Regions from separate parts of the Homo sapiens genome. Here regions 1 and 2 are each linked to region 3. The links are chromatin contacts, found by Hi-C or POLR2A ChIA-PET in ENCODE. All regions are on one chromosome and are shown on one strand. Each heading gives the region's core, a stretch centred on a gene start or an enhancer-like site at or near the end of the contact. The rest is flanking DNA. Distances are from core to core; before and after follow the strand shown.

The links. A loop is a pair of places that touch in the nucleus more often than their neighbours do. ChIA-PET counts read pairs that join two places held with the same protein, here RNA polymerase II (POLR2A). Pooled maps may share reads with other maps.
Region 1: a loop to region 3 is called in a map of PC-9, with 2.0 times the contacts of the local background. The contact joins the enhancer-like site here to the promoter of CDK20 in region 3. A Hi-C loop is called at or near these places in 2 of 168 maps with a recorded cell type or tissue (PC-9 and naive thymus-derived CD4-positive, alpha-beta T cell) and 5 of 50 pooled maps. POLR2A ChIA-PET finds 5 or more read pairs at or near these places in 1 of 52 experiments (CD4-positive, alpha-beta T cell).
Region 2: a loop to region 3 is called in a pooled map, with 2.0 times the contacts of the local background. The contact joins the enhancer-like site here to the promoter of CDK20 in region 3. A Hi-C loop is called at or near these places in 1 of 50 pooled maps. POLR2A ChIA-PET finds 5 or more read pairs at or near these places in 2 of 52 experiments (RWPE1 and activated CD4-positive, alpha-beta T cell).

What each region holds. Positions count from the first base shown.
Region 1 is chr9:88,177,837-88,180,795 of GRCh38, reverse strand. It overlaps the pseudogene LOC389768. Among named protein-coding and RNA genes, the nearest start is that of SPATA31C2, 41 kb to the right of the region's middle. RefSeq lists enhancers at 1-317, 318-910. Within about 2 kb of position 1,420, at least 2 of the 41 ENCODE cell types and tissues checked have a DNase peak (open chromatin) inside an H3K27ac peak, as active enhancers do.
Region 2 is chr9:88,196,114-88,199,034 of GRCh38, reverse strand. No RefSeq gene overlaps it. Among named protein-coding and RNA genes, the nearest start is that of SPATA31C2, 59 kb to the right of the region's middle. Within about 2 kb of position 1,425, at least 8 of the 41 ENCODE cell types and tissues checked have a DNase peak (open chromatin) inside an H3K27ac peak, as active enhancers do.
Region 3 is chr9:87,973,022-87,975,834 of GRCh38, reverse strand. CDK20 (cyclin dependent kinase 20) reads left to right here and starts at 1,302. Exons shown (of 8, transcript NM_001039803.3): 1 at 1,302-1,463; 2 at 1,800-1,913. The coding sequence starts at 1,389. It overlaps LOC105376131 (a long non-coding RNA gene), which reads right to left and starts at 1,200. Exons shown (of 3, transcript XR_930088.2): 1 at 973-1,200.

The DNA.
Region 1 (2,959 bases), core at 171-2,670, 200 kb before region 3:
GTACATGTGGCTGCCCACATCAGTGTGGACATGCGCATTGGATTTTGTGAGTTGTGCCGGAGTAGGGGTGCCTTGGTTGTTCAGTGGAGATGCAGGGGATCTAGTGATCAGAGGTCTTAACATATGAGGCCGACTGTCCCTCTGGCGGAGAATTGCGCGGGCCCCGGGCGGGAGAGAAGGAGGGCCAGCGGGAGGGCGGGACGGTCTCGCTTCTCTAGGCAATGCCCGAGGAGTAGTGCCCCTTCCACTGCCCCCTCATTGCCCCCTGGAGCCAGGGGTTCGGGGCAGCAGGTGCGCCGGGCGTGCCGTGGTGCTGCCATGGGAAACCCGTGTCTGGGGCCGCCCTGAGCGGAGCGGAGCCTATCAGTGATTTAATTGTTTAAAATGGCCCCCAAGTGTACTGCTGAAGTGCTGTCTAATGTTCCTAAGTGCAGAAAGGCTGTGATGTGCTTTACAGAGAAAATATACCTGTTAGACAAGCTTGGCTCAGGCATGAGTTACAGTGCTGTTGACAGTAAGTTCAACAGCAATGAGTCAACAATATGTTACATCCAGAAGGAGGAAGAGGAAAGTCATTGACGCAGATGTGAGGCCACTCTGAAAAGTGCCCAAGTAACATCTATAGTACCTGGTAAAGTTATGGAAAAACAAGAAGAAGAAAAAAAACCAGTGAAATTTGTGGATTCATGAGATGACATTAAAAGTTTGGTGGACTGGCCAGGCGCGGTGGCTCGCCTGTAATCCCAGCACTTTGGGAGGCTGAGGCAGGCGGATCACGACGTCAGGAGTTCGCGACCAGCCTGACCAACATGGTGAAACCTCATCTCTACTAAAAATACAAAAATTAGCCGGGCGTGTTGGTGCGCGTAATCCCAGCTACTCAAGAGGCTGAGGCAGGAGAATCTCTTGAACCCGGGAGGTGGAGGTTGCAGTGAGCCAAGATTGCACCACTGCACCCCAGCCTGAGCGACAGAGCGAGACTCCATCTAAAAAAAAAAAAGTTTAGTGGACAGCATTGTTGTGAGGCTGACAGCCAAATAAATTTTTAGTCACATTACCCAAGGTCAGGAAAACGCAAAACTCTTCCCAGCTTGAGTTTTATTATAAAGAATAATACATACAGTTAACTATTGGTAAGAAACGTATATTAAACAAGGTGTCTGTAGATAAAAACACATAAAACAAAAATATGTATTGGTTGGATGACAAAAATGTAGTGATCAGAGGCGTGGAAGCTAACCCTGTATTTCTCCAGGAGCAGTGGTTCAGTATGGGCTAATAGTGTTCACAGTGTCTTTAGAGAACATACTCCAGCACTCACCAAGGCCATGCTTCTTGCATCACAGCTATGCTTCCTGCACCCACCAAGGCCATGCCTCCTGTGTTATAGCCATGCCTCCTGTACCCACCAAGGCCATGCCTCCTGTATTCACCACTGCTATACACCCCATTCAATAGCCACACTACACTTCCTACACCACAGCCTTGCCCCCTGCACCCACCACAGCTGTGACTATCCAATAGCCACACCTCCCCTACCACAGCCACACCCCCAGCACCCACCACAGCCACACTCAGCACCCTCCACAGTCACACCCCCTCCACAGCCACACTCCGTCCATAACCACACCCGCTCCACAGCCACGCTTCCTGCACCCACCACAGCCACACCCCAGCACTCTCCATAGCCATACTTCCTGCACTTTCCACGGCCACGCCTCTTGCTCTGGCCTTCACAGGCTGCAGTAACGTCTCCTCTCCTCCCTCCTTTCCCTTAACCTTTGTGGCTAATCTTTAGGTTCCCCCAACATGGCTTTTCTTTTACTTCTGCCGATACTTCTGGTTAAATTCTTTTCATTTAAATGCTCTCCAGCATCTATCTCTCTTCTTTCAGACCTTGGCTGACTTCCTTCTTTCTCAGCTGCTCGGAAGCTGTCTGGCCTCTCCACAGGATCCATCCATTTCTCCGCCTTCCAGAATCCCCTTTTCCCCTCAGACTTCAGCAGGAACCTGTGCCAATGAGATCCACAGAGCAGAGTAATTTCTCTTCGATATCGTCAATCTCTCCTCCTCTAAGGAGATAGGAATAGCACGGGTAGTTGCAGGAGTATGGACAAACCCAAAGAACCCCTGAAGCAGGGGCTAGGCAAATAATCCACAGGGTAGAGAAAGCCCAAAATAAGGCAGAGAAAATGACCAAAACCCTGGTCAGGGTGACATGTCCATGACTCTTCCAGGTAAACCCAAATAAGGGAGAAAGGAGGCAATAACAGGAGCGGGGAGGAGTCCCTGAAATCCCCTCCTTTTCCAGAATACCTAATGAGCATTCCACCCCCTTATTAAAGAAACATCCGGGCTGGGCGCGGTGGCTCACACCTGTAATCCCAGCACTTTGGGAGGATGAGGCAGGCAGATCAGGAGGTCAGGAGATCGAGACCATCCTGGCTAACACGGTGAAACCCTGTCTCTACTAAAAAATACAAAATATCAGCCGGGTGTGGTGGCCGGCGCCTGTAGTCCCCGCTACTCGGGAGGCTGAGGCAGGAGAATGGCGTGAACCCGGGAGGCGGAGCTTGCAGTGAGCCGAGATCGCGCCACTGAACTCCAGCCTGGGCGAAAGAGAGACTCCGTCTCAAAAAAAAAAGACAGAAAGAAAGAAAGAAAGAAGAAAGAAAGAAAGAAAGGAAAGAAAGAAAGAAAGAAAGAAAGAAAGAAAGAAAGAAAGAAAGAAAGAAAGAAAGAAAGAAATAGAAAGAAAGAAAGAGAAAGAAACATCCCTAAAATAAGAAACCCAGCCTCCGTTGTGCCTGACTTGTTCTCACGGGCATGGCTACGCTCCTCTCAAGAGCACACTTTCGCTTTGCAATGGAAGCTTCTCGCCTTGCGCTTCATTCTGACTCGACTCCCCCCTGAATTCGTTCTTGTGATGCTGTCAAGAACCTGGAAAACCGGCTGGGGC
Region 2 (2,921 bases), core at 176-2,675, 220 kb before region 3:
TTTGGCAGATTGGCAAGTTTTGCAAATAAACAGGGACCATTCATCATGAAAGATGACAAGCATAGACACTCAAGATACCAGTTTCTAAAACAATGTCTAAACAACGCTTGAGTAAATTACTAACTTTAAAAATATATTTAATTTAAAAATTTCACAATTCGCATGAAGATGGCTTCTTCTTATTAAGAAACGTTAAAATCTTTGTTTTAATTTCTATTGTGAAATTAAATAATTCAAACTTCAAGTTGTTGGAACTTTAAGTTATTCTGAGCCTTGAGACAAATGTGGCTATGCAGCCTGAGTCACGTGCAGCGGCAACTTCCGCCTTTTTTTCCCCCTGTGAATAATTAAGAAGACCAAACAGCACGAGAGAGAAGACCTCCTCAGATCACCATCCCTCCTCATTGAGTAATAAAGTAATCTTCCTTGGCACGTAGCAATCTGTGACCAATCAAATTGCTTTAATGTATGCACTGGTCTCCTATAGAAAATGTTGTAATCCTCTGAAAATGTCTTTGTCTCTGTCTGTAAAAGTGAAACCTTAACTTCTCCACTTGGGAATGCTGACCATATTCATTTGGAGCTGACGCTTCATGAGTGGCTATCCTCAAGCTTTGCACTCGAATAAACTCTATCCTTAGTCATATTTTCTGAATCTCATTATTTAAGGTTGACACTATTTATGAGAAAAAGATGAAACAGAAACAACCGCAGCCAAGGTGAACTGGTCAAAACTGGCTAAGGTCGTAAAATAAAATAGAACTTTTACAACATACAGATGTGAATTAATAAAGTTTAGGCATCTCAGCTGAGAATAGAAGATTTGTATCTGAAGTCTCACAAATCTGGGTTTCATCAACTGCTTCAACTCAGTAAACATTGCCAGGGATTGCTCTAGGCACAATGCTGTGCTTGACAATGGGCATGCAAAGGCGACTAACATGTGCCCTTTGCCTCCCAAACAGCTACTTTTTAACTGATCAACCTCAAAAGTGCTAAACCTGGGATCACCAGACATTCTGCAGTGCAACTGGAACTTTCATGCTAAAAAAATTCAAACCTGCGTCTAAACAAGCCTCTAAATGTAAACATCAGCTTACAGGAAATACAAGAAGCAAAAGAATGTGTTAGTTACACCATAAGAATGCAATTCATCAAGATCCAGACTGTGGAAAATTGAGCAGACCAAACATATGGCCTGAAAGCCAGAAAGAAGAAGGGGAAGTATCACATATTGAAAGAGCTTAAGAGATTTATCAAATGCACGATGTAGACTTTGCATAGAGCCTATTTGAACACACCAACTGCATAAAGTTATTTTTGAGAAAATTTTAAAACAAACTGGGTATTAGATGAAATCAAGAAATATTAATTTGGGAAAGTATGATAATGTGCTGTGATTAGGTTTTTTTTAAGTGCTTATTTTTAGACAGACGTGATACATTTAAGACTGAAAACCTGGAATTTGCCTTAAAATGATCCAGAGAAACATTGAGTGGTGAGGAGAGGAAGGGGTGGAGAGTAGATAAAACAAGATTGGCAAAATGTTTATACTTGAAACTGGGTAATAAATACGTGAAGATTCATTTTATACTTCCTTTATTTTTGTGTATGTTTGAAAATATTTATAACAAAATGTTTGTAGAAGTAACACACAATTGAGTTTGACTCAGCAAAGGAAGGAAAGAAGAAAGGAAGGAAGGAAGGGAGGAAGAGAGGTAGGGAGGGAGGGAGGGAGGAAGGAAGGAAGGAAGGAAGGAAAAAAAAGAAGAGGGGGAGAGAATGTGCCTGTGTGTAGCAGCAGGAAAGCTGCAGTGAGCTTATGAAGATTTGTGGTGACGGCTGGCTGCCTTCCATGAGTGTCTCAGTCTTGGGAAATATCTTAATTCTGCCCGATGTGAGAAGTAATGGAAGGGTAGCAGTATTATAGACATATAATCTTTTTCTCTTCTGCCCACTTTACTTAATCTTCTCATCGATAATTTGGGACTATCTCTCTGCCTTTGGTTGTTTCAAAGTATTTCACTCCAAAATACAGGTCCCTGGTATAATGAGTATTTTAAATTAAAAACCCTTAGAGATCAATAAGCACTGGTTTTCTCCTATCTATACATACAGGTAGGACAGACTCACCAAGGAGAACAATTATTCTTGCTGTCTTCCCTGTTATCTCCTTATCCATTACAGAAAAGAAGATAATAACTTGCTCCAGGGATCATTTAAATTCCAAAGAGAACTATTTACAAGTTAATTTCTGTTTCCCATACAGTCATTCATTCTAGTAATCATTTATTGCCCCTCAATGGAATTCTTCTCTCCACTCCCATAACCTGTTTTACCAGGATCCAAGCTCCCATTCTTTCTGTAACTGACATCAGTGGGCTGCGGGAAGTCCCCAGTTGCTAGTGGGACCTCCACCCCAGTGAGAATAAATTCAAGGCTGAGTCAGAAAATAGTCCAAGTACGGAAATGTATTGCAAAGTGAAAAGTACACACTCAAGAAAGGGGAGTGCAGGTGTACTCAAGAGACAGTCACATGCAAAGGGGTTTGGAGGGGCTGCCTTTGTGGGTTTCTTTAACTAAGGGATGGAATATTCATGAAGATTCCTGGAAAAAGGTGGAGATGTTCTGGAACTCTAGTGCTACTCATTTTCACACCAAATATGGATGTTCCTGGAACTGTCATGGTGCTGGTGGGTGTGTGATTTGTATGCTAATGAGCGTATAATGAGGTTCTAGGTGAAACCTAGGTCAAATCCAGTGCCACATTGAGTCCGGTTAGTCTCACCCAGCTTAGTCCGCACCCTGGCTTTTAGGGTCTTATCAGCCCATAGTTTCTGCAGCTATTTCTACAGTTTCCTTTTGCTAGCCATGTGAAACCACTGCCTGGAATTTTCTATTCTCCTGCAACCACCCTTGTT
Region 3 (2,813 bases), core at 53-2,552:
ATGCATTCTGTCCTGCATCTTGCCTTTTTCATTTAACAACCTATTTTAGAAATCTTCCCATTGCTGTACATAAAAAGATTTAATACCTCATTTGAAGGAGGCACCACAATGATGGACATCTGTGTTGTTTCCAATAGTTTGCCGTTGAAACAACGTTGCAATGGAATAACTTTGTACATGTCATTTCACATGTGTAAAAGGTGTCTATTGGGGAAATTGCTAGAAGTGGCTTTGCTGAGTCTGAGGGTCTGTGCATTTGTGATTTGATCAACATCGTCAAATTATACTGCCACCAGCAATGTATGAAAGTGCTTGTTTTCCCGTAGCTTGGTCAATGAACTATTAGACCTGAGATCTTTAGCCATCCAATATGTGAAAAACTGTAACTTTAGTTTGCATTTGTTTATTGTATGTGAAGTTGAGCATCCTTTCAGAAGTTTAAGGCCTACTCTGTCCTGTCTGGGTCAGAGTATGCCCTTTTATTTTATTTTTAGTTTTAGTTTTTGAGACAGAGTCTCGCTCTGTCACCCAGGCTGGAGTACGGTGGCGCAATCTCGGCTCACTGTAACCTCTGCCTCCCGGGTTCAAGCGATTCTTCTGCCTCAGCCTCCTGAGTAGCTGGGATTACAGGAGCACGCCACCACGCCCGGCTAATTTTTTTTGTATTTTCAATAGAGACGGGGTTTCACCATGTTGGTCAGGCTGGTCTCGAACTCCTGACCTGATGATCCGCCCGCCTCAGCCTCCCAAAGCGCTGGGATTACAGGCGTGAGCCACCGTGCCCGGCCCTCAGAGTATGCCCTTTTAAAAATCTGTGGGTACACGTAGCCAACTGACATTTTAAGACAAGAGGACCCACAGACCCTCTTTCCACAACGCAGCCCGGGACCTGTCTGTCTGCATCAATAGTGCCTGGCTTTCGGAGCTAGAAAACAGCACCTGCGCGTGGTCGAAGCCTGAACCTCTACTTACAGGTGCGGAGCTTCCGGCTTGCCAGGGGAAGGAGCCCGCCCCTCCCGGCTGCGTGCACCAGCGCAGCTAGTCACGTGACGCCGGGGGCGGGGGCAGATAGGAGGTGCCTGCTGTCATCGTTCCGTGGGCCCTGCTGCGGGCACGCTCTCGGCGCATGCGTTTTTTATGCGGGATTAAGCTTGCTGCTGCGTGACAGCGGAGGGCTAGGAAAAGGCGCAGTGGGGCCCGGAGCTGTCACCCCTGACTCGACGCAGCTTCCGTTCTCCTGGTGACGTCGCCTACAGGAACCGCCCCAGTGGTCAGCTGCCGCGCTGTTGCTAGGCAACAGCGTGCGAGCTCAGATCAGCGTGGGGTGGAGGAGAAGTGGAGTTTGGAAGTTCAGGGGCACAGGGGCACAGGCCCACGACTGCAGCGGGATGGACCAGTACTGCATCCTGGGCCGCATCGGGGAGGGCGCCCACGGCATCGTCTTCAAGGCCAAGCACGTGGAGGTGAGGCTGGACCGCGGCCGGCAGCCTGGCGGGGGTGTGCCCCCGCCACCCTCCGGCTAACGCTCTAAACTGTTTCGGTTCCCTTTTTACATCCAGTACAGTTTTTAAAACCTACTCATATTCTAAACCTACTTTGGGCCGTTGCGCTTCCCTCCGCACAGCTGGCTTGGTCCCCTACCCCAGCGGCTGGGTCCCAGGCTAGTCCTAGACCCCCGAGGAGGGCCTCTGGCCGAGCCGGGGGCGCGTGTCTCTCTCTCAACCACCTTCCCCTCACCCACCTTCATCTCTCTTTCCCAGCCGAGGGTGGGCTGGCAGTGTCTGCCTTCTATCCTGCAGACTGGCGAGATAGTTGCCCTCAAGAAGGTGGCCCTAAGGCGGTTGGAGGACGGCTTCCCTAACCAGGCCCTGCGGGAGATTAAGGCTCTGCAGGAGATGGAGGACAATCAGTATGTGAGTAGGGGAGGGGGGGCATGGTATTCTCACCCTCAGTCGCTCGTTCCCACTTCTTTGTGCCTTCATTTTCCCAGCTACGCCTTCACCAGCTTTCAGGGATTTCCTCCCGCTGTCACTCACACACACTGCTCATTCATCTGCCTCCTTACCCCCTTTTGCCCTTTTTTGTCCACTTGTTCACCTTTATTTACCTATTTCTTTCATTTCTCACACATTCACTCTCATTTGCCTACTTATTTCTTAATGTATTCATTCATTCACCGACTTTTTTTCTCAAAACATGTAGTGATTTATAATGTAACTAGCACCTATTGAGCTCCCGATGTGTTCTGCAGGCATTATATACATTGTCATTTTGAGACCTCTTTACTACTGTACAAGGCAGGTTTCCAGATCTCTGTTTCTCAGGTGAGAGGAGGAGGTTATGTCACCAGCTCTTGGGCCCTCCGTTAGTCAGTAGAGGGTTTGGCCCAGGTTTGATTGAGAGTCCATTCTTCCCTTGGGACCTCCCATAGGCTCTACCCTGTGTTGGGCACTGGTGACACAGAGAAACCAGCTCCAGCCCAGCTCCTGAGGACTTAAGTGTGCTAACAAGAGACAGAGGCAACAGGGCCCACCTAGTGTGGTTCGTGCTGTGATAGGGTACCGGGAGGGGCTGCTGGAACACGAAGAGGGGCATCTTTCACCCCTAGTGTCATTACTCTTTTGGTGCTCTCTCTCACCCATGTCGAAATAGGGAATGTATTTGACTCCCTGGAGAGTTAACAGGGTTGGGTCTCTGTGATCTGGAGATATGCATGATATATTGGATGACAAAAGCATGTTATAAAATTTTGTGTCATCTGGGTTTTGTTTGGAAATATTATATATGTGAATGTGTATTTGTGTGTGCCATAT